Linked DNA regions of Homo sapiens: regions 2, 3 and 4 are each linked to region 1. Evidence: chromatin loops called from intact Hi-C (ENCODE). Cell type or tissue: OCI-LY7. All regions are shown on one strand. Region 1 overlaps HEATR5A (HEAT repeat containing 5A). Region 2 overlaps AP4S1 (adaptor related protein complex 4 subunit sigma 1). Region 3 overlaps SCFD1 (sec1 family domain containing 1). Region 4 overlaps STRN3 (striatin 3).

Region 1 (5,000 bases):
TGTTGCTTGCGGAAGTCTTGAATATGACCCTTATTCGATTTATGAGAAAGATGTAGAGGGAGATTCAGTGCCTAAGCCCTTACCTCCAGCACTATCAGTTATTAGTTCTGCATCCAAGCTCTTTGGGGTTGTATGCGCTCATGTGGGAGAAACTCAAAGGTAAATATCTTCAATGGTTCAGTGAATGGATAATAGAGAACTGGTGGGTAAGAAGAATGTTGCCAGAGATCTCATTAGCGTAAATGATTTCTTATAAATAACAGGTGAAGGTGAAATATAAGTTTTTGTTTAATTATTCACTTGGCTAATACTTAATAAGAAATGATTAAATGCCTAAAACCACTAGAACTGTTGTGGATACAATACTTTGCTCACAGCTTATCATCTAGCTGAAAATACAAATGAAAAATAATGACATAAGATACTGATTTATGAGCAGTCATTACAAAGACACATACTAGGTTTTTTCTTAGACTAGGTCTCATAGGCTTTCTTACCTTGGAAATTTTTTGGAACCATTAAAGGTCCAGGGATTTGTCTTCAGTTGGAGGGATTTTAAATGGTTTTTATCAGTTCACTTAAAATGAACTTTAGACCAGTGGTCCCCAACCTTTTAGGCACCAGGGACCAGTATGGCGAAAGACAGTTCGTCCATGGCGTAGGGATAGGAGGAGGTTTTGGGATAAAACTATTCCACCTCAGATCATCAGGCATTGTGAGGGGTGCACAACCTAGATCCCTCACATGCACAGTTGACAATAGGGTTCACACTCCTGTGAGAATCTAATGCCACTGCTGATCTGACAAGAGTTTGGCTCAGATGATAATGCTCGCTTGCCCGCCACTCACCTCCTGCTGTGCGGCCCAATTCCTAACAGGCCGTGGACCAGTACCAGTCCGTGGCCCACTGGTTGGGGCCCCCCTGCTTTAGAACACACACACATACACACACAAAGATAATAGATATTTAATTAACTTGATTGTGGTAATCTATTTCACAATGTATATATGAGCAAAGCCTCGTTAAAAACATCATGTTGTATACCTCATACTATGTAGGGATTTCCATCTTATGCTATTGTATGTGAAAAATTAATAAATACAAGATGTCCTCCCCAAAAAATGGACTTTGGTTTTGAAAAACCAAAGGGTGATAATGATTTCTCATTGAGAATGATAGTTTCTTAATTAGTAACTGGACATATACATTTCTCAGGCATCAAAATCCACTATCCAGGAAATTCTTGTTACTATCTGAAAAACGAAATGGGAAGTGAATCTCTCTCATAGGCTATTGTGGCTAATAATAGTTTACAAATCACTGTCATCCGCACTGATTCATTCATTCATTTCCTCTCTCTCGACCAACAACCATGCATTTGACTAGATCATAGCTTTTATTATATCTTCTTATCCAGTTATATCTTCCAGAGGATACCAGTTAGACAATTTACCTTTATCTCTTTGGTGAAGACTTAGAAAAATATTTTAATTTCATCACCAACACCTCTCTGAAACAGGTCTTGGGATGATGTGCTTTCATTGCATAGAAAAGTGAATGAAATTTATATTGATTTTTACTAGCTTCAGTTTCAAAAGATAGTGTTTTTTCCAAATGTATTTGTAGCATTTCCTGTAATACTGTAACTATAAGGTTATGGTGATAAGAGAATATATGACTGAATTGTTAATGAATGAAGAGGAAAATTACAGTGGTTTGGAATATTCAAAGAAAGATTCATGGAGAGGATGAAATTTGAACTAGTCTGTAACTGCCTTTTTATAGAGCATATAATTACTTTAGAATAATTAATTTGGATTAATATACCAATAACTACTGTGGATGAAACAGGGCTGGCCTTTTAAGCAAAGGATTTAAATTAAGCCTGTTCTTAAATGGTTCCACTATCTTTGATGGGTCTAAGGTGGAAAAGCAAAAAAGAAAATATACTTTTTACAGCCTTTCCTCTTAAAAAAGTGATTTTACTATTCTAGAGAAGTTTTCTTTTCGGATTTATTGCCCAATTGCAGTTTCAGGAAGATCCTTTCTTACTAAGTTTAATGAATTTTTTAATGTGCTCATAGTTTTTGTATCCCCACCTAAGTTATAATAATAATAATGAATATTCAAGGAAGGGGAGATTTTGTTTGTTTTGATAAAAACATTGAGAACAGATAAAAGCAAACCCTATCATTCTGTTTGGATTCTAACAAATTTGGAACAAACAGGATTCTAACTATTTTGGAAAAAAAATAGTAGGTGACCAGGCACAGTAGTTTACACCTGTAACCAAGCACTTTGGGAGGCCAAGGCAGGCAAATTGCTTGAGCCCAACAGTTCAAGAGCAGCCTAGGCAACATGCAAAACTCCTTCTCTACAAAAATAAAAAAATTAGCTGTGCATGGTGGTGTGCAACTGTAGTCCCAGCTACTGAGGAGGCTGAGGTGGGAGGTTCGCTTGATACTGGGAGTTAGAGGTTGCAGTGAGCCAAGATCTCGCCACTGCACTCCAGCCTTAGCAACAGAGCAAGACACTGTCTCAAAAATATATTTATAAAGAAGTGGCCTGGCAAGATCCCAGATACAGAAAGTGGGTTATAAGCAGTTATCCACAGTCTCCAGTAGGTGTCGTTACAGAACCAGAAGATAGAAACTACATGAATAGGGAAGTTAAGTTTCTAATTTCCTGTTATGCCAGATATGATATTTATGTAAAATATCAGGCTGTTTGCTTTTTGGCCTTACATTTGAGTTCTAGAGAAGAAAGGTCTTAATTAAAGTATCTAAATTTAAACAGCAACCGAATATTTCAAGCCATTTTGTTGTTATTGTGGTTAGCCTTATGTTTAAACAGTTGTGTAACATGTGGTTGTCCTAAGGTTGGAAATAATACTTACGTAATATAAATTAATGCACAATTTATTAATGCATATGTAATTGTCTTTTAAATTAGTTGATTCTCTCTATTCTGACTGTAGGGTTCTAACGTAAAAATGTTTACCGGTTGGAAAGTCAAGATATTTTATACAGAAAAGAAATAATATTGATCTCAATCATGTATTGTTTGTGGTTACTTTTTTTTTCTTTGAGACAGCCCAGGCTGGAGTGCGGTGGCTCACTGCAACATCCGCCTCCTGGGTTTCAAGTGATTCTCCTGCCTCAGCCTCCCAAGTAGCTGGGATTACAGGCATGCACCCCCATGCCTGGCTAATTTTTGCATCTTTTAGTGGAGATGGGGTTTCATAATGTTGGCCAAGCTGGTCTCAATCTCCTGACCTCAGGTGATCCGCCCTCCTCGGCCTCCCAAAGTGCTGAGATTATAGGCATGAGCCACTATGCCCAGCCTGTGTGTGGTTACTTTATTTTTTGTTTTGTTTTGTTTTGAGACAGAGTTTTGCTCTGTCAACCAGGCTGGAGTGCAGTGGCACCATCTCGGCTCACTGCAACCTCCGCCTCCCAGGTTCAAGTGATTCTCCTGCCTCGGCCTCCCGAGTAGCTGGGACTACAGCACACGCCACCATGCCTGGCTAATTTTTATATTTTTAGTAGAGATGGGCTTTCGCCATGTTGGCCAGGCTGTTCTTGAACTCCTGACCTCAGGTGATCTGCCCCCGTCAGCCTCCCAAAGTCCTGGGATTACAGGTGTAAGCTACTGCTCCTGGCCTGCGTTTGTGGTTGCTTTTAAATAGATTTTCATCTAATTGCAAAGAATGAGTTGATTAATTCACCTGAGGATTGTTCCACCCCTGACTTGCACATTGGAATTATCCAGGCAAATTTTTAAGATACTGAAGATCCTGATTAGTATGGTATGCATACTATGGTGGTGGGCACTGAAAGTTTTTAAACTCCTTAGGTGATTGTGATAAATGGACTGCTTCAACAAATGATGTCACTTGGGAATGGATGGACAGAGAGGAAAAGCTTAAACAGTTATAATTCTCAGTAGTAAAAAATTTTGCCATTATATACCCTCTAAAAAGTATTATTTTGTTTTTGTTTGTGGTTACTGTTTTGTGTATACTGTGTGTACCCCCTGTCTAAAGGGTTTATAATGTAAAATGTATAATGTAAAATAAATCAACATTTTCAAATGTTACATCTTCACCCTTTATTCAGTTAACTGCACTTTTATTCCATCTAGACTCAAAACTTTTAGTACCTATCATTTCATTCCAAACTGATAATTATATGTTATAATTGATACTACTTATGAGTACTAATTCAGTATTACTAAAAATAACTCATCTCCATCTTCCTGAAGATCAGAATCTTTTGTTGAGATCTCTATAGGAATTGGTGTCATATATCTTGAATCCTTGATTAGTTAATAGTGTATTCAATCTCTTTCAGGATTGGGGGGCAGAAGATGAAGAAAAAGATTTTGAGCTCTGACAATCCTGTTTTGTAGTCTTTGGTCCATGAATGTGGTCAAGAAATAATTGTATAGGTCAACTTATAGTACAGTGCAACAAATTCTTAATCTCTAACCTTACGTATTTTTATAACTTCCAGTGCGATACAATTTCATGATAACAGATGTAGGATATGATCTAATAATGACGTTATAGGTTTTTAAACTTGGGAGCTTGATCATACAGTTATTCTTAATTCCCCATTGTTGTCACATTTACCCTCCGTAATCTTCCTGTAGGTTGCTTTGGACATAAATATGTTCTTAAAAAAAAAAAAATGCCGGCCAGGCGCAGTGGCTCACTCCTGTAATCCCAGCACTTTGGGAAGCCGAGGCGGGCGGATCACGAGGCCAAGAGATCAAGACCATCCTGGTTAACACGGTGAAACCCCGTCTCTACTAAAAATAAAAAAAAATTAGCCAGGTGTAGTGTGGGCGCCTGTAGTCCCAGCTACTCAGGAGGCTGAGACACAAGAATGGCATGAACCTGGGAGGCAGAGCTTGCAGTGAGTTGAGATCACGCCACTGCACTCCAGCCTGGGCGACAGAGCGAGACTCCATCTCAAAAAAAAACAAAAAATGCCTT
Region 2 (5,000 bases), 270 kb after region 1:
AGTAGATAGTGAGGGCTGGTGGGCATCTGCCCCATGATGGGGAAAGGGTGCTGGCGAAGCAGACATAGAATGGGCCTTCTAGAGCACAGGGCCCGAGGAGCCCCTGGCTGTCCAGGCCTGAAGGCAGTACTGCTGCATTCCAGTCTAGCCCAAATAAACTAAGTCCTTAGGCCTCTTTAAAGGCACCAAATACTGAAAAGGCCGTGGAGGTTTTCTGTACCTTCACGCGTAGAGCAGGTACGCACTGATTTGAAGAGTAGTTGGTGTGTCTCCCATACTGTGCTGTTCATTGGTGCCCTCCCCTGGCTATTCAGTAGATGGGGGTGGTGGAGGCAGCTCCTTTGAATGATGAACTGTCTGGAGAAAAGCAAGTCTGCTGGGGCTCCAGGGCTGAGCATATTTTGGGAAGTTCATCAATTGGTTCCTAAAAAAAACACCTTAATTCATAAAATTTGAAGTCTTAAATAAATCTACCAAGGTATGTGATGGGGCAAAGTCTCCCTGTAGAAACAGGCTTCACAAATCTTCAGGCCTCACTTCAGCCGGGCGGGTGGAGTGGAACTGAAGAGTGCACAGGAGTGTATTCATAGCACGTGAATGATTTAGGTCACTGACGTGCTTGGTCCCAAGGGGGCAGCCCGCCCCACCTGACACCACTGCACCAGAGGTTTCCACTAAATGGAAGGCTTTTCAACAAGCCAGAGTTTCTGTCCTGATTTCTTATGCTTAGGTCCTTTCTTTTTAAAATCCAATCTGTCTTGCTCTGTGATGTCAGTCTTACTAGAAGTAAAACAAGTCCATACTAGGGAGAAATGTAAACGGTGTACTGTATTTTTCCAAGTCTAACTGTACAGGTTCTCAGAAACTTCCCTAGCCTTAAAAAATCAGGGGGAAAAGCCTCTGGAGAAAAAGACAGGGGGCTTCCTGGGAATTGATCAGGTTTTGACTTCCTTCTCCTGTACCAAAACCAAGCTTTAACTCACGTCTGTCCCATGTGGGCTGACAAGGAGGGCTTTCTTAAGCCTGAGCAAACACAAACAAGATTATGTATTGTTAGTGGTGGAAGGACCAAATCCAGGTTGCCATTATAGCAGTTTTCCTGTTTTCAACCTTTTAAGGCCTAAGGGAGCTTTCCTGGCAGAGTGGATATAAGCAGTGCTGGCTGCTCCAGTAGGTGCCTGGCTACATGCTACCACACAGTGATGCAGGATGTCTACGCCCCTCCACAGATGGAGCAGGAACTGCAGCTGAGCTTCGACAAGATCCCCTCATCTTTCTGCTGTGTAACTAGTCTGCAGAGGTCCTCCTTGAACATGTGATGGTTTAAAAGGACTATGTATGAAGCAGAGGAGAGTCAGGGGTTTTTAATCCGATATTTTTCAGATGGCTAAGGGTAGTAACCTTTTAAGAATGTCAACACTTTGGGAGGCCAAGGCAGGAGGCTTGCTTGAGCCCAGAAGTTTGAGACCAGCCTGTGCAACAGAGTGAGACCCCATCTCCTCAAAAAATAAATTTAAAAAATTAGCCAGGCATGGTGTTGTGTACCTGTAGTCCCAGCTACTTGGGAGGCTGAGGTAGGAGGATCACTTGAGCCCAGGAGATCCAGGGTGTAGTGAGCCATGATCGCACCTCTGCACTCCAGCCTGGGTGACAGAGCAAGACCTTGTCTCAAAAAAAAAAAAAAAAAAAAAAAAAAGAGTGTCAACAGAAAAGAGGTGCCACATGCCCTTCTCTGCTGCCTGCTCTACTTTTAGACCACTGGAAGTACAAGTGAGATCAAACCTGGAGCAAAGACATAATATTCCAGGTCTAGAAAGACTTAGTTCTCCTCTCTAAATGATGTAAAATTCCTAATTTGCCAGATGGATATGCCTAAGTAATTCCTAAGGACAGTAAATACATATAACTTGGTTAGAAGGGAAGAGAGGGTGAAAATGAAACCAGGTAAAATGAAGGGAAAATTGTGTATCTTGACGTAAAATTTTAATTCAAACAAGAATGCTGGAGCTCATCACACAGACCTATACTACACACCAGAAGGCTACAAAGACAAGTATACCCATCTTTATTTCTACTAAACATCTAGTAAATATACGACACATCAACACAACTCATCCAACTATAATACATATCCCTTCACCTCTGATTCACGTTAACTCTCTCAATATCTAGTCTTGTAAGACTCTCTTCCTGTTTTAGATGTAAGGTAACTCAGCTCAGTTACCTAAAGTCATGGCAACATCAACTATTAAGGCTGATCAGGTGTTAAAGCTCTTCTAGTCTTTTTTTTTTTTTTTGAGACGGAGTCTCGCTCTGTCGCCCAGGCTGGAGTGCAGTGGCGCAATCTCGGCTCACTGCAAGCTCCGCCTCCCGGGTTCACGCCATTCTCCTGCCTCAGCCTCCCAAGTAGCTGGGACTACAGGCGCCCGCCACCGCGCCCGGCTAATTTTTTGTATTTTTAGTAGAGACGGGGTTTCACCTTGTTAGCCAGGATGGTCTCGATCTCCTGACCTCATGATCCACCCGCCTCGGCCTCCCAAAGTGCTGGGATTACAGGCGTGAGCCACCGCGCCCGGCCAAAGCTCTTCTAGTCTTAATTCTCTCATTTTAAGATGAGCGGGTTATGTGTCTTGTCCAATACACACAGCTAGTCAGTGGCAAGACCAAAAGTGGAAATTGAGTTCTCTACTCCCAGTGAAGTGTCTTTTAGCCCTTGCTATCTTCCTGATGACTGTTTAAATCAAAAAGCTTTTTGTCTACTTGTACCTTGTTCAAGTAGGAAGAGATTTATTTTGAATTGCTTTGAATGGCTTAATTCAGATAGAATATTACATGTTGAATAAAAATATACTGTAATATACAGACCATGCTGAGTGAAAATACACCATAATATACAACGTGGTCTGTATATCACGGTATATTTTTATTCAGCATGCTAAAACCTACAAAGGGATCTATAGTCCCTTCTAGGTCACAGGGATCATAGATTTGGGTCACTCACCACTAGAGGGCACTCAGATTTTCCCAGTTACTTTACAGAGGCTTCCAAATTAAGGGCACAAAATGAATTTGTCAACACAGTGACATTTCCTATCAGTAATAACAAGTAAATAGCAATTTCCCCAGAAATACTAAGTGGATGCAAACATACTGGTTCTGGGCATTTATATAAGTGTATATATAAATTTATAAATTAGGCCGGACGTGGTGGCTCACGCCTGTAATCCCAGCACTTTGGGAGGCTGAGGCAGGCGGATCATCTGAGGTGAGGAGTTCAAAACCAACCTGGCTAACATGGCGAAACCCCATCTCTACAAAATGTATATATATATATCATATATATACACATCAGACACTACGCCCAGAACCAGTAGTTTTGCATCCACTTAATATTTCTGGCAAAATGTGGAAAAATGCCTGTGTGTTTGTGCACGTACACACACATACACACACACACATAAATACATGTATGTATATATACACATAAACATTGTTATAATTCATATATAGTTGTTATATTCTTATATAAATATTTATATATAAACATTTGTTATAATTAATTTACTATTTTATATTCAAACTTGATGTGTTCTTAAAGGACTCAAGTGGTAGGTAGATTTTTGAAGTAAAAAATAAACTTAAAAATTAACTTGCCTCCCAAACACTCGCACAAAGCCTGGAGGGCTCCTGCCAAAATCTGTGGGCCTGCAGTATTCTAAGCAAATCGTGCTTGTTTTGAGGGTCCTTGGGTATTGTGATTTAAAAGAGACAGAAGAAAAGGCAAAAAGGAGAACTTTCTCTGCTATCAAGGAATGAATACATTTGATAGCAATGAATACAAGCCAGGCAATTTCTTTAACCTTCCAGTTTATCAACACTGAAGGCCTTATTCTGGTCATGTAGGGGATTTCTAGAGATTTAGACCTGGCACCCTGGAAATCCAGTTTCTGGAGGAGGACTAAACACTTTTTTGGCTGTGTTATTTAAATTTTGAAAATGCCTATTCCATATGCTTAAAGGAAATTAAATTAATAAATAGTAGCTATTAACTACTATGATAGCGCTATCCTGCCTGGAAAAAAAAAATCTTAAGAATCATCTTGCCAGGCGCAGTGGTTCACGCCTGTAATCCCAGCACTTTGGGAGGCCGAGGTGGGTGGATCACCTGAGGCCAGGAGTTCAAGACCAGCCTGGCCAACATGGTGAAACCCCGTGTCTACTAAAAATACAAACATTAGCTGGGCGTGGTGGTGGGCGCCCGTAATGCCTCAGGAGGCTGAGGCAGGAGAATACTTGAACCCAAAAGGCAGAGGTTGCAGTGAGGTGGAAATTGCAGTGAGCAGAGATTACACCATTGCACTCCAGCCTGGGCAAGAAGAGCGAAACTCCATCTTAAAAAGAAAAAAAAAGAATCGCCTTGTTGAAGCAGGGTGACGAAGTTGGGGAGGAGTTCTGCAGAACACACACACCTCTGGCTGTCTTGTCATAGTTGTTGGTGATGAACACTCTGGACTCTGCTGAATAGTTTTCCTGCCTTGTGGTACTTACCTGATAAGGACCAGAGTGCATTTGCCAAGTACTGTGGAAAACAGTATTGAAAAAGGATACATCTAATTCACTCTGGAAGACAGAAAAAGAGTGCAAGGGTTAGAAAAAAGACACTGGGGACCACTGCTCTTAGCAGAGTCAGACTGAAGAGGCTTCTGCGTCCATAGCAGCGGCCTCTCCTACCTGCTTCTGGGCTTGGTGGCCACAGCAGTCTGACTCTGCCAAGGCCCTAAGTTTGGGACTATAATTTTTTTAAATATAGGCTGTAGTTCAAAGGAATTTTACAGGCCAGCACGATTCATCTTTAGAAAGCAGAGGGAAAAAGAAACTAACTCAGCCTTTACAGATGTAGGTAATTTGATATGTGTATCAGAGATCTTAACAATGTGCCACACCCTTTGAATCCACTGACGTTACTTCTAGTAGTTTATCCTAAGGAAAAAATTAGACAA
Region 3 (5,000 bases), 700 kb after region 1:
AAAAATAAAAAAAATGCTTCTCTTACAACCTTTTAAAAAATACATATTTATTTGGAAACCATTTTTTTTTTATTCTTGACTGGAAAAAAAGGTAAACTTTAATTAAAGTCCCTATGTCTATTAGTATAACTTCCGATTTAATGTTTCAAATAATAAGAGTCAGTAGCAGAGGGTGAAAGGTACAAAAAGAGAACCTAAGATTTGAAAAAATAAAGGCCAAGTAAAAAAACAGAGATAAAATAATGTCCATCCCTTTGACTGAAGTCCACAGCTCTGCAGCTGAACAATCAAATCCACCTCTCCTGCAACCAAGATATAATAAAAAAGAATCAGGGCTTCTAATTACTAATTTTGCTTCTTATATCCCAATAAAAGGAGATGGGCACTGCAAAGTTGCTTTTTCTTTTTTTTTTTAACCAGAAGTGTGTATTTCCCGTTTAAAATGAGAAAAATCATCTTTCTGACACAGAGGGAAGCTGTGTGAATTTTCATAGTTGTTTGTAAGTTCTAATATATAAACAATTATCAATGGTGCAGATTTTCAGGCAAAGACATTTAATATAAAAAGTAAACTGCAATTTTAAGTTAACATTTACTATTTACTTACTCCATCTTGTGGAGGCAAAGGGTATAATTATTAAGCGTTTTAAAAGCTCTGAAGACCTTCAAAAGTAGCAGGTTTAGCAATCAACAAAAATTTTTGTGATTATAATTTATGACATCTCAGTTATAGTTTGTTCATATCCAGAAACTGCATTAAGATTAATAAACAGAATTAAGTCATTTTAAGTTGCATAGTTAATTATAACCAACCTCTTCAAAGATTCCCAACTTTTTATGTGAAGATTAAACAAAAAAACTCTACCATCTACTTTCACCACCTTTTATTTTTAAAAGGATATTTTCACTTCAAATAGTAGGAAATAAAAATTGTATAAAGGCCAGTATAAAAACACATTTCATAGTCCTTTTTATTCTCATCTCATTCTGAAACAGTGAAAACCTCATCAAGGACCAGTATTATCCTTGTTTGGTTTTAGGGAATCTCTGCCCTAAGTTATATTTCCCAATTTCCTCTTCTGACAATGGAGACTGAGTCTACCCTTTTTATGTTGCAATTATTTGTACATGTGTCTTATCTCCTGTACTCAAAGCACCCTGTACTTTAATTTCCTCCATCCAGGGGAATGAAGAGGGAGCCCAGGGACTCTTAAAGTTCAAGAATTGGAAAGGATCCCTAGACATCTCGGTGTTTTAGATTGCCTTAACACCAACACCACTGGCAGGTGTGATGAGGCACCCGTGATCTGTATGCTATGCTCTTATTAAGACACTTGCCCCTTGCTCCTACCCAACAGTAAGGGCCCCACCAACCAAATATGATTTGAGACTACCAATACTATCTTATTATGCCCATTAATCCCTGTACAACTCTTTAACCTCCAATCCCACTGAGACCCCATCTCCTATTCTTACCCTACTCTAGAAATCCTGTCATCACTTCTGGAACCCATACTCAGTCATCAGCAAAATCTCCTATTCTGAACATCCTCTCTAAACTTTCCCTGTTCTTTCTTGCTCTAATTGAACTCCAACTGGCTAACCCCTGGAGCCTTCTCAAATGGGAACCTGATTTTTTTTTTTCTTTAACCTCTCACAGCTCATACCACTGGATCTGAGACTGGAATTAGGTGTCTTCCTTGCTACTCCCAGACTCTTTACTTGCCCTCTTTCCTAAAACTAGCTTTGAAACTCATGTTGTCAGCCTGTAACCATGGTTCTCAATTGGGCAATTTTGCCCCTTTCTGCCACCCGGGGTATAATTGGCGTGTGTAAGACGTTTTGATTGTCACAACTGAGGGAGTTCCACTGGCACCTAGAGAGTCAAGGCCAGGAATGATGCTAAACATCCTACAATGCACAGGACAGCTCCCCCTGCCCCCCAACAAAGAATGATCAGGTCCAAAACGTCAATAATGCCAAGGTTGAGAAATCCTGGTCCACAGTGCTCACTAATGCCACCTGCAGGACGCTCTTATCTCCTGCATCATTAACTTCGCTGTTTGGATCATTCCCATTAGTATACAAACATGTTGTAATTTCCGTCATTTAAAAATATTTTCTGTCCGGGTGCAGTGGCTCATGCTTGTAATCTCAGCACTTTGGGAGGCTGAGGACCAGACTTTTTTCCTGAACTCCAGACTCATGTAACTACCTACTCAACATTTACATTTTGATATCTTAATGGGCACCTCATTTTTTTTTTTTTGAGACAGGGTCTTTACTCTGTTACCCAGGCTGGAGGACAGTGATGTGATCACAGTTCACTGTAGTAGCCACAACCTGTTGGGGATCAACTGATCCTCCCACCTAAGCCTCCTGAGTAGGTGTGCCACCACAAGTCACTAATTTTTATTTTTTGTAAAGATGGTGCTTCCTTATGTTGCCAGGCTGGTCTTGAACTCCTGGGCCCACGTGATCCTCCTGCCTTGGCCTCCCCAAGTGCTGAGATTACAGGTATGAGCCACCATGCCTGGCCGGCATCTCACATTTAACATACCCAAAACTAAACATCTGATCTTCCCTGGGGAAACTGCCTTTTCCATCCCACTAAACAACAACGTCTTGCCATTTGCAAAGGCTAAAACCTTGGAGTCATCTTTGAGTTCTCTCTCTCTCTACATCTAACTCCCACATCTAACTTATCAGCAAATCCTATACTCTACAGTCAGTATAAAAAACACAGCCCTTACCATTTCTGTCCTGCTATAAGCTGCTATCATCTCAGCTAAGATAACTGCAACAGCCTCCTAACCGATCTTGCTCTTCCTGTGCCCCCAAGGAGTCCATTTTCAGTATAACAGCTAGAGTGACAGTCTTCAAATGTATATTAGAATCCCATGTGGTTCCCCATTTCCATCAAATTAAAGTCAATGGCCTTTACAATCACAATACAATCATATACTATAATCCCTAGAGTCCTGTATTATATTGCTTCCTGGGTCCTATTTATTTAACCTTTTCTCCTGCTTCTCTTCCCCTGCCTCTCTTCATTGTAGCCATCTGGCTGCCCTGCCATTTTCCAAACATATTAGTCATCCTTCTGCTTATGTTCTTTTCCCACATAGCTATATAATTCACTACCTTACCTCCTTTAGATCTTTACTCAAATGTCATTTTATCAGTGAGAACTTCCCTGTTTTAAAATTTCACTCCTGTTCACCATTATCTACTTTACTGTCTTTCAGGGTATCTTCCACCTTCTGAAATGCTGCAAGTTTTATTTTCTTTATTGCCTGTTTCCCCTACTAGAATGTAAGCTCTAGAAAGACAGGAAAGCTATTGTTTTTGTTACTATTGAAGCCAGGGTTTAGAAAGTGTGTTAAAGAGTAGGCACTCAAATATTGGTAGAACTGAATTCCTCCTCTCCCACCTCTTACTTGACCTCCTAAAGCCTGATTCCATGTTCTACTACTTAGGGTTTAATTTAAGAGTCCCTTTGATTCTTCTTGCCCTGTCTACTGAATTAAAGTTGACTGCTATTTCTTCGACACTCATCCTAGAGTCATGGCATAGAAGAATGGCCAATTTCCATCAGTAATTCTAAATCTGATTTATTTAAATAAACACTTTAGAGCCAATATCCAGGTTTTAAAGAAATAAACCAAATCATCTATTGCATGTCTTTCATTTCCTTTTTTTTTTTTTTTTGAGACTAGGTCTTGCTCTGTCACCCAGGCTGGAGTGCAGTGGCACAATCTTGGCCCACTGCAACCTCCGCCTCCTGGGTTCAAGCAATTCTCAAGCCTCAGCCACCCAAATAGTTAGGATTACAGGCGTGTGCCACCACGCTTGGCTAATTTTTGTATTTTCAATAGAGACAGGATTTCGCCACGTTGGCCAGGCTGGTCTTTAGCTCCTGGCCTCATGTGATCCGCCTGCCTTGGCCTCCCAAAGTGCTGGGATTATAGGCATGAGCCACTACACTCAGCTTTCATTCCCTGTTTATATGACATGTTGGGCAGTCTTTACTATCATGATATGATTATATAGTGTAATCCCTAGAGTCCTGAGCTAGGAGTTAGTAAACTACAGTGTTAGTTTTAACAAAGCCCATGATTTGAGTTCAAATTCTTTAACGTCTGTCTATCAAATAGAGACTATTCTGGCCTGATTACATAGTGTCTCATAGAGAAATTATTTGTGTACCTATTTTCTTTCCATTGTCTTTGAAGACTGAAGCCGTGTTTTATCACCTGTGTATGTCACATGCTAAACACAACACTTAGCAGCTAAATTTACATATGCATAAATACAAATTTTTGCTATAAGCATAAAATCAGATATGTGGAATTACTTCAGAAAACATATGGTGTAACATAAAAAATACTATTTTTTTTTTAACGTAAAATGAGGTTTAACTGACTCCCAGAGAAAAGGGAGAAATTACTGCTTTTCTCCTAAGGGAGAACACATTTATTTACTTATTCGGTTAGAAAATTAAAAATAAAACAAAATAATCCATTTTCTTCAATTGTTTTCTTTTCCTTCTTTTCCATGGCCAACAAAACCACTACTTTACCCTATAAAGATCATAAATTTGAAACTAAACTTTAATGCTTCACATTTTCCAGCATCCACACCCAGTAATACCAAATCCCATCACTTGTTTTGTTCATAGGTCTCAGTTCCATCCTTCTCATTTTTGTTTCTGTAGCCATGATGTTAATTTTAAATTAAAGGGAACACTGCATGTTACTATATTTCAGTAATAAGTGCTGCATTTAGTCTCTTACCAGTACATCGTGCACCAATGCTTGATATGTCCAAGTATGATGTAAAGGAGTTGCCAAATCTATGTTTCTGTCAACAAGGACTAATAAGGGCCTCTGGAAGCTGTAAATATACATATAAAAAAATTACATAACTCTTGATACCAGTGTATACATCTAAAATATTCTACTACTTTCCAGTATATGCCATTTTGATATGAATAATAG
Region 4 (5,000 bases), 380 kb after region 1:
AGCTTGAGGTATTATAAGAGATTGCACACATATGGTCATTTCCATATTTTACAGTTGAGAAAACCAAGAACTTTATGACTTCATTTATTCAGCAACAAAAATTTGCCAAATATTTATTGAGTCTTTACATATGCCAGACAGTGTTCTGGATAGTAAGAATATATCAGTGAACAAAAGACAAAAAATTTCTAATTTTATGGAGCATTTTGGTAGCATTTTTCTAATTTATTTTTAGTTTTTAAGTTTTAACTTTTATTATAGATTAAAGGGTACATGTGTAGGTTTATTATTACATGGGTAAATTGTGTGATGCTGAGGCTTGGGGTCCCAATGATCTCATCACCCAGGCAATAAGCACAGTACCCAACAGGTACTATGATCGGCACCACTGCACTCCATCTGGGCAACATAACGAGACTGTATCTAAAATTAAAAAAAGTAAAAAAATAAAGTACCATTAAAATAGCTCATAGTTTCCTACCTCAAGGGGGTAAACTTCCTCTTTTTATGGAAAAGGGGCTTATCTGTGGCTTAATGCTTGCAAATACCACGTGAATGTGAAATTATTGGAATACAGTTACCAGTTAAAAATTATCTATTGGCCAGACACAGTGGCTGACGCCTGTAATCCCACCACTTCGGGATGCCGAGACGGGCAGATCACTTGAGGCCAAGAGTTCGGCACCAGCCTTGCCAACATCATGAAACCCTGTTTCTACTAAAAATACAAAAAAATTAGCCGGGAGTGGTGGTGTGTGCCTGTAGTCCCAGCTACTTGGGAGGCTGAGGCAGGAGAATTGCTTGAACCCGGGATGCGGAGGTTGCAGTAAGCTGAGATTGCGCCACTGTGCTCCAGCTTAGGCAACAGAGTGAGACTCTGTCTAAAAATAAATAAAAATTGAGTATCTCTATTATGCTTTAAACCACCTGTTGCCATGTAAAATGTCATTGAGATCTTTGAGGATGGTGGTGGTATTTTTTATAATTCATTAAACCTTATTTTAGGATCTATTATAAGTAGAAGAGATAAGTTTTATTTGCTTTTGGACATCCTAATTACTGTTTAGTCTTTTTTTTTCCCCTTGGAATTCTTTTTTTTTTTTTTTTTTTTGTGAGACAGAGTCTTGCTCCTCACCCAGGCTGGAGTGCAGTGGCACAATCTTGGCTCACTGCAACCTCCCTGCCTCCCGGGTTCAAGCAGTTCCCCTGCCTCAGCCTCCCAAGTAGCTGGGATTACAGGCACACGCCATCATGCCTGGGCTAATTTTTGTATTTTTAGTAGAGATGGGGTTTCACCATGTTGGCCAGGCTGGTCTCGAACTCCTGACTGCAAGTGATCCATCTACCTTGGCCTCCGAAAGTGCTAGGATTTCAGGCGTGAGCCACCGCACCCAGCCTGGAATTCTTTTATCAATAAAATTGGAAAACGTTATTTTCATGAAAAATTTTATAAGCTCTTGCAAGCAAGTTTTTTGTTTATCCATCCTCTTTGAAAAGACAGAAATTGAGCAGGTACTGGGTAGGTCGGGGACTGGACTGTTTCTGTTATTAGATGATCATACAAAGGTTTTTGTGCCCTGCTTTAGCACACTGAATTATGGGGTGTGTGTGTGTGTGTGTGTGTGTGTGTGTGAATTCTAAGCTACCTTGTGATTCTCATAATTAGCTAGGTTTTGAAACTCTTGTGTGATATGGTTTTTATTTTGTATTTTTTGCTTTATGTAAAATGTCAATGGTTTGCTGACTCTTTAATCTTAAAATTATTTTACATTTGAACCTTGCCTCTAGCCCCAAATATTTAAGTACTTTGAATACACATGAATAATTTTAGTTGACCATTAACAGGTGTGGGTGCCAACATTTCTTAACCTACTGTGTTATTTTAATTTATTTTGAGAGATGGGGTCTTGTTCTGTTGCCCAGGCTGGAGTGCAGTGGTGCAGTCATAGTTCCCTCGGTCTCCAACTCCTGGGCTCCAGTGGTCCTCCCACCTCAGCCTCTCAAGTAGCTGGGATTACAGGTGCACACCGTCATGCCTGGTTAATTTTTAAACTTTTTTTTGTAGAGACAAGATCTTGCTTTGTTGTCCAGGCTGGTCTTGAACGCCTGGCTGGCTTCAGGTGATCCTCCTGCCTGGGCCTCTCAGAGTGTTGGGATTACAGGCATGAGGCACCATGCCTGGACAGAAAACCTACTGTTTTTGAGTAGTGGTGTTATGGATTTATTATTAGTTGCTCTAACCTGAATTCGCCTGTATGTTGCTTCCAAAGCTAAAATATTTAAGTTTTTTTTTTAATTCCTTGGATGTTTGCTTCTGAGTGGTGTTGCAGTTTCTTTAGTAAGTGCTAAAGAATGTCTTAAAATCATTAAATACAACAAAACTCACCTATATCTAGTGTTTGCTTTTAGTTAAAAAAATTTTTTTAAAGAAAACTCTTGCAATAGAACAAATTTTGTGAAGTTATTTGTCAAAGCAAGATACTGTTTTTTAAGAAACATCGCAAAATAGGGCCGGGTGCGGTGGGTCACGCCTGTTATCCCAGCACTTTGGGAGGCCGAGGTGGGCAGATCACAAGGTCAGGAGTTTGAGCCCAGCCAATATGGTGAAACCCCGTCTCTACTAAAAATACAAAGATTAGCTGGGCGTGGTGGCGGGTGCCTGTAATCCCAGCAACTCGGGAGGCTGAGGCAGGAAAACAGCTTGAACCCGGGAGGCAGAGGTTGCAGTGAGCTGAGATTGTGCCACTGCACTCCAGCCTGGGTGACAGAGCAACACTCCATCTCAAAACAAAAAAAAGAAAAAAAAAGAAACAAAGAAACATTGCAGAATAGTAGTTGAACTTTTTAGTTCACTACCAGCAGAATCAAAGTTGAAAGTTTTACGCTGGTGACCTCTAGTGGTCTTGCAGTTAAAAAATTATCTGCTGTCAAGTATCAACAAATATCAAATAATTCTCCCCGCCCCCATACAGAGTCTTGCTCTGTCATCCCAGCTGTAGTGCAATGGTACAATCTCAGCTGACTGCAGCCTCCGCCTCTTGGGCTCAAGCAGTTCTCCTGCCTCAGCCTCCCGAGTAGCTGGGATTATAGGCACACACTATGTCTGGCTAATTTTTGTATTTTTAGTAGAGATGTGATTTCACCATGTTGGCCAGGATGGTCTAGAACCCCTGACCTCGTGATCCGCCCACCTTGGCCTCCCAAGGTGGTTGGGATTACAGGCGTGAGCCACCGCACCTGGCCTGAAATAATTCTTATGTGCATTCACATGCTGATTGTTGAATAAATTCAGATGATATATAAAATGTCCCGCCAGGCATGGTGGCTCACTTCTGTAATCCCAGCACTTTGGGAAGCCAAGGCGGGCAGATTACCTGAGGTCAGGAGTTCAAGACCATCCTGGCCAACATGGTGAAACGCCATCTATACTAAAAATACAAAAATTAGCCGGGTGTGGTGGTGTGCACCTGTAGTCCCAGCTACTCAGGAGGCTGAGGCAGGAGAATTGCTTGAACCCAGGAGGCGGAGGTTTCAGTGAGCCGAGATGGTGCCACTGCACTCCAGCCTGGGCGACAGAGCGAGACTCTATCTCAAAAATAAATAAATAAATAAAAATAAAATGTCGCAAATCAACGAACACCTTTTCCTGTATTCAAAGGAAGAAAAGCTATCCTGAAAATCAGTAGTAATATTTGTTACCCTAAATTATCAACTGAAATTGTATATGGAAACAAGTTTATAAAAATTAATTTTTGCCTGAAGTACACTTCAGATCAAGTAATTAAAAACAAAATTTGTTGAGTTGGGCACATAAAAACAAAATTTTTGGTACCTATTTTATTGAAGCAACTACACAGTCCGTTGCAAAACCTTTTTCTTTGGGCCTAGGTCTTTGACCTTATCTTCACAATAAAAATATACTTTTTAAATGTTTCCTTTTATTTAGATTTTCTTTGATATCTCTCATCAGAGTTTTTTGTAGTTTTCTTCCTGTGCATGTTTTGTTAGCTTTATGCTTAAGGTTTTTGGTGCTAAGGTAAATGGTACTATGTTTTGACTTTCAAAATCTAAATGTTTATTACTATTGCATAGGAAAGTAACAGACTTTTGTTTATTAATCTTGTTTGCTGCAACCTTGCTGTAATTGCCTTTTTTTTTTTTTTTTTTTTTTTTTTTGAGATGGAGTCTCACACTGTTGCCCAGGCTGGAGTGCAGTGGCATGATCTCGGCCCACTTCAACCTCTGCATCATGGGTTCAAACGATTCTCCTGCCTCAGCCTCCTGAGTAGCTGGGACTACAGGCGTGTGCCACCATGCCCAGCTAACTTTTGTATTTTTTAGTAGAGACAGGGTTTCACCATGTTGGCCAGGCTGGTCTCAAACTCCTGAGCTCAAGTGATCTGCCTGCCCTGGCCTCTCAAAGTTCTGGGCTTACAAGCGTTAGCCACCGCACCTAGCTTTATAATTGCTTCTTTGATCCAGGGTTCTTTTTATTGATGTTTTAGGATTTTTAACATAGGCAGTCAGGTCATCCGCAAACAGTTCTATTCCTACCTTCTCAATCTGTATACCTCTTCTTTTCTCATCTCTTGCATTAGCTAGGACTTTGAGTATGATGTTGAATAGGAGTGATGAAAGAGGAGATCCTTGCCTTCTTCCCAGTCTTAGGGGGAAAAGCATCTACTTTTTCATAATTAAATATGATATTTAGCTGTACGTTTTTCATAGATATCCTTTATTAAGTTGAGGGTGTTCCCCTTATTCCTGTTTATTGAGAGTTTTTGTCATGAATGGGTATAAGATTTTGTTCTTTTCTGTATCTATTGATATTTCTTCTTCAGCTTGTTTAACCAATTAATGATGCGTTATATTAACACAGTTTTGAATGTTGAATCAGTCTAGTATGCCTGGAATAAATCCTACTTTGTTGGATTCAGTTTGCTAATATTTTGTTAAGGAGTTTTGCATCTATGCTCATGAGAGATATGTTTGTCGTTTTC

Evidence for each region. Peaks named below come from ENCODE experiments on the same cell type or tissue, not always from the same donor. Only the 100,000 strongest peaks of a DNase experiment are listed, where the experiment ranks them.
Region 2: it touches region 1 in a loop (4-fold over the local background); 10 of 110 quality-filtered maps call a loop at or near these places.
Region 3: a loop joins it to region 1, with 2.8 times the contacts of the local background. A loop is called at or near these places in 23 of 110 quality-filtered maps.
Region 4: it touches region 1 in a loop (8-fold over the local background); 28 of 110 quality-filtered maps call a loop at or near these places.

Annotation. Positions count from the first base shown.
Region 1 is chr14:31,353,796-31,358,795 of GRCh38, reverse strand. It overlaps HEATR5A (HEAT repeat containing 5A), which reads left to right. Exons shown (of 36, transcript NM_015473.4): 16 at 1-159. Among named protein-coding and RNA genes, the nearest start is that of HEATR5A, 64 kb to the left of the region's middle. In OCI-LY7, CTCF peaks have their summits at 2,415 and 2,623 (motif pointing right); a DNase peak (open chromatin) is centred at 2,635; H3K4me3 peaks cover 386 bases; H3K27ac peaks cover 409 bases.
Region 2 is chr14:31,080,193-31,085,192 of GRCh38, reverse strand. AP4S1 (adaptor related protein complex 4 subunit sigma 1) reads right to left here. Exons shown (of 6, transcript NM_001128126.3): 5 at 4,609-4,620. Among named protein-coding and RNA genes, the nearest start is that of STRN3, 56 kb to the right of the region's middle. RefSeq lists a silencer at 2,936-3,015. In OCI-LY7, CTCF peaks have their summits at 629 (motif pointing right), 1,005, 1,258, 2,990 (motif pointing right) and 1 weaker place; DNase peaks (open chromatin) are centred at 612, 1,222 and 3,002; H3K4me3 peaks cover 532 bases; H3K27ac peaks cover 1,077 bases.
Region 3 is chr14:30,653,385-30,658,384 of GRCh38, reverse strand. SCFD1 (sec1 family domain containing 1) reads right to left here. Exons shown (of 25, transcript NM_016106.4): 10 at 4,797-4,896. Among named protein-coding and RNA genes, the nearest start is that of SCFD1, 34 kb to the right of the region's middle. In OCI-LY7, CTCF peaks have their summits at 413, 614, 1,822 and 2,032 (motif pointing left); DNase peaks (open chromatin) are centred at 624 and 2,014.
Region 4 is chr14:30,978,210-30,983,209 of GRCh38, reverse strand. All of the region lies in intron 1 of STRN3 (striatin 3), which reads left to right. Among named protein-coding and RNA genes, the nearest start is that of MIR624, 34 kb to the left of the region's middle. In OCI-LY7, CTCF peaks have their summits at 2,688 and 2,889 (motif pointing left); DNase peaks (open chromatin) are centred at 449, 2,059 and 2,909; H3K4me3 peaks cover 882 bases; H3K27ac peaks cover 2,845 bases.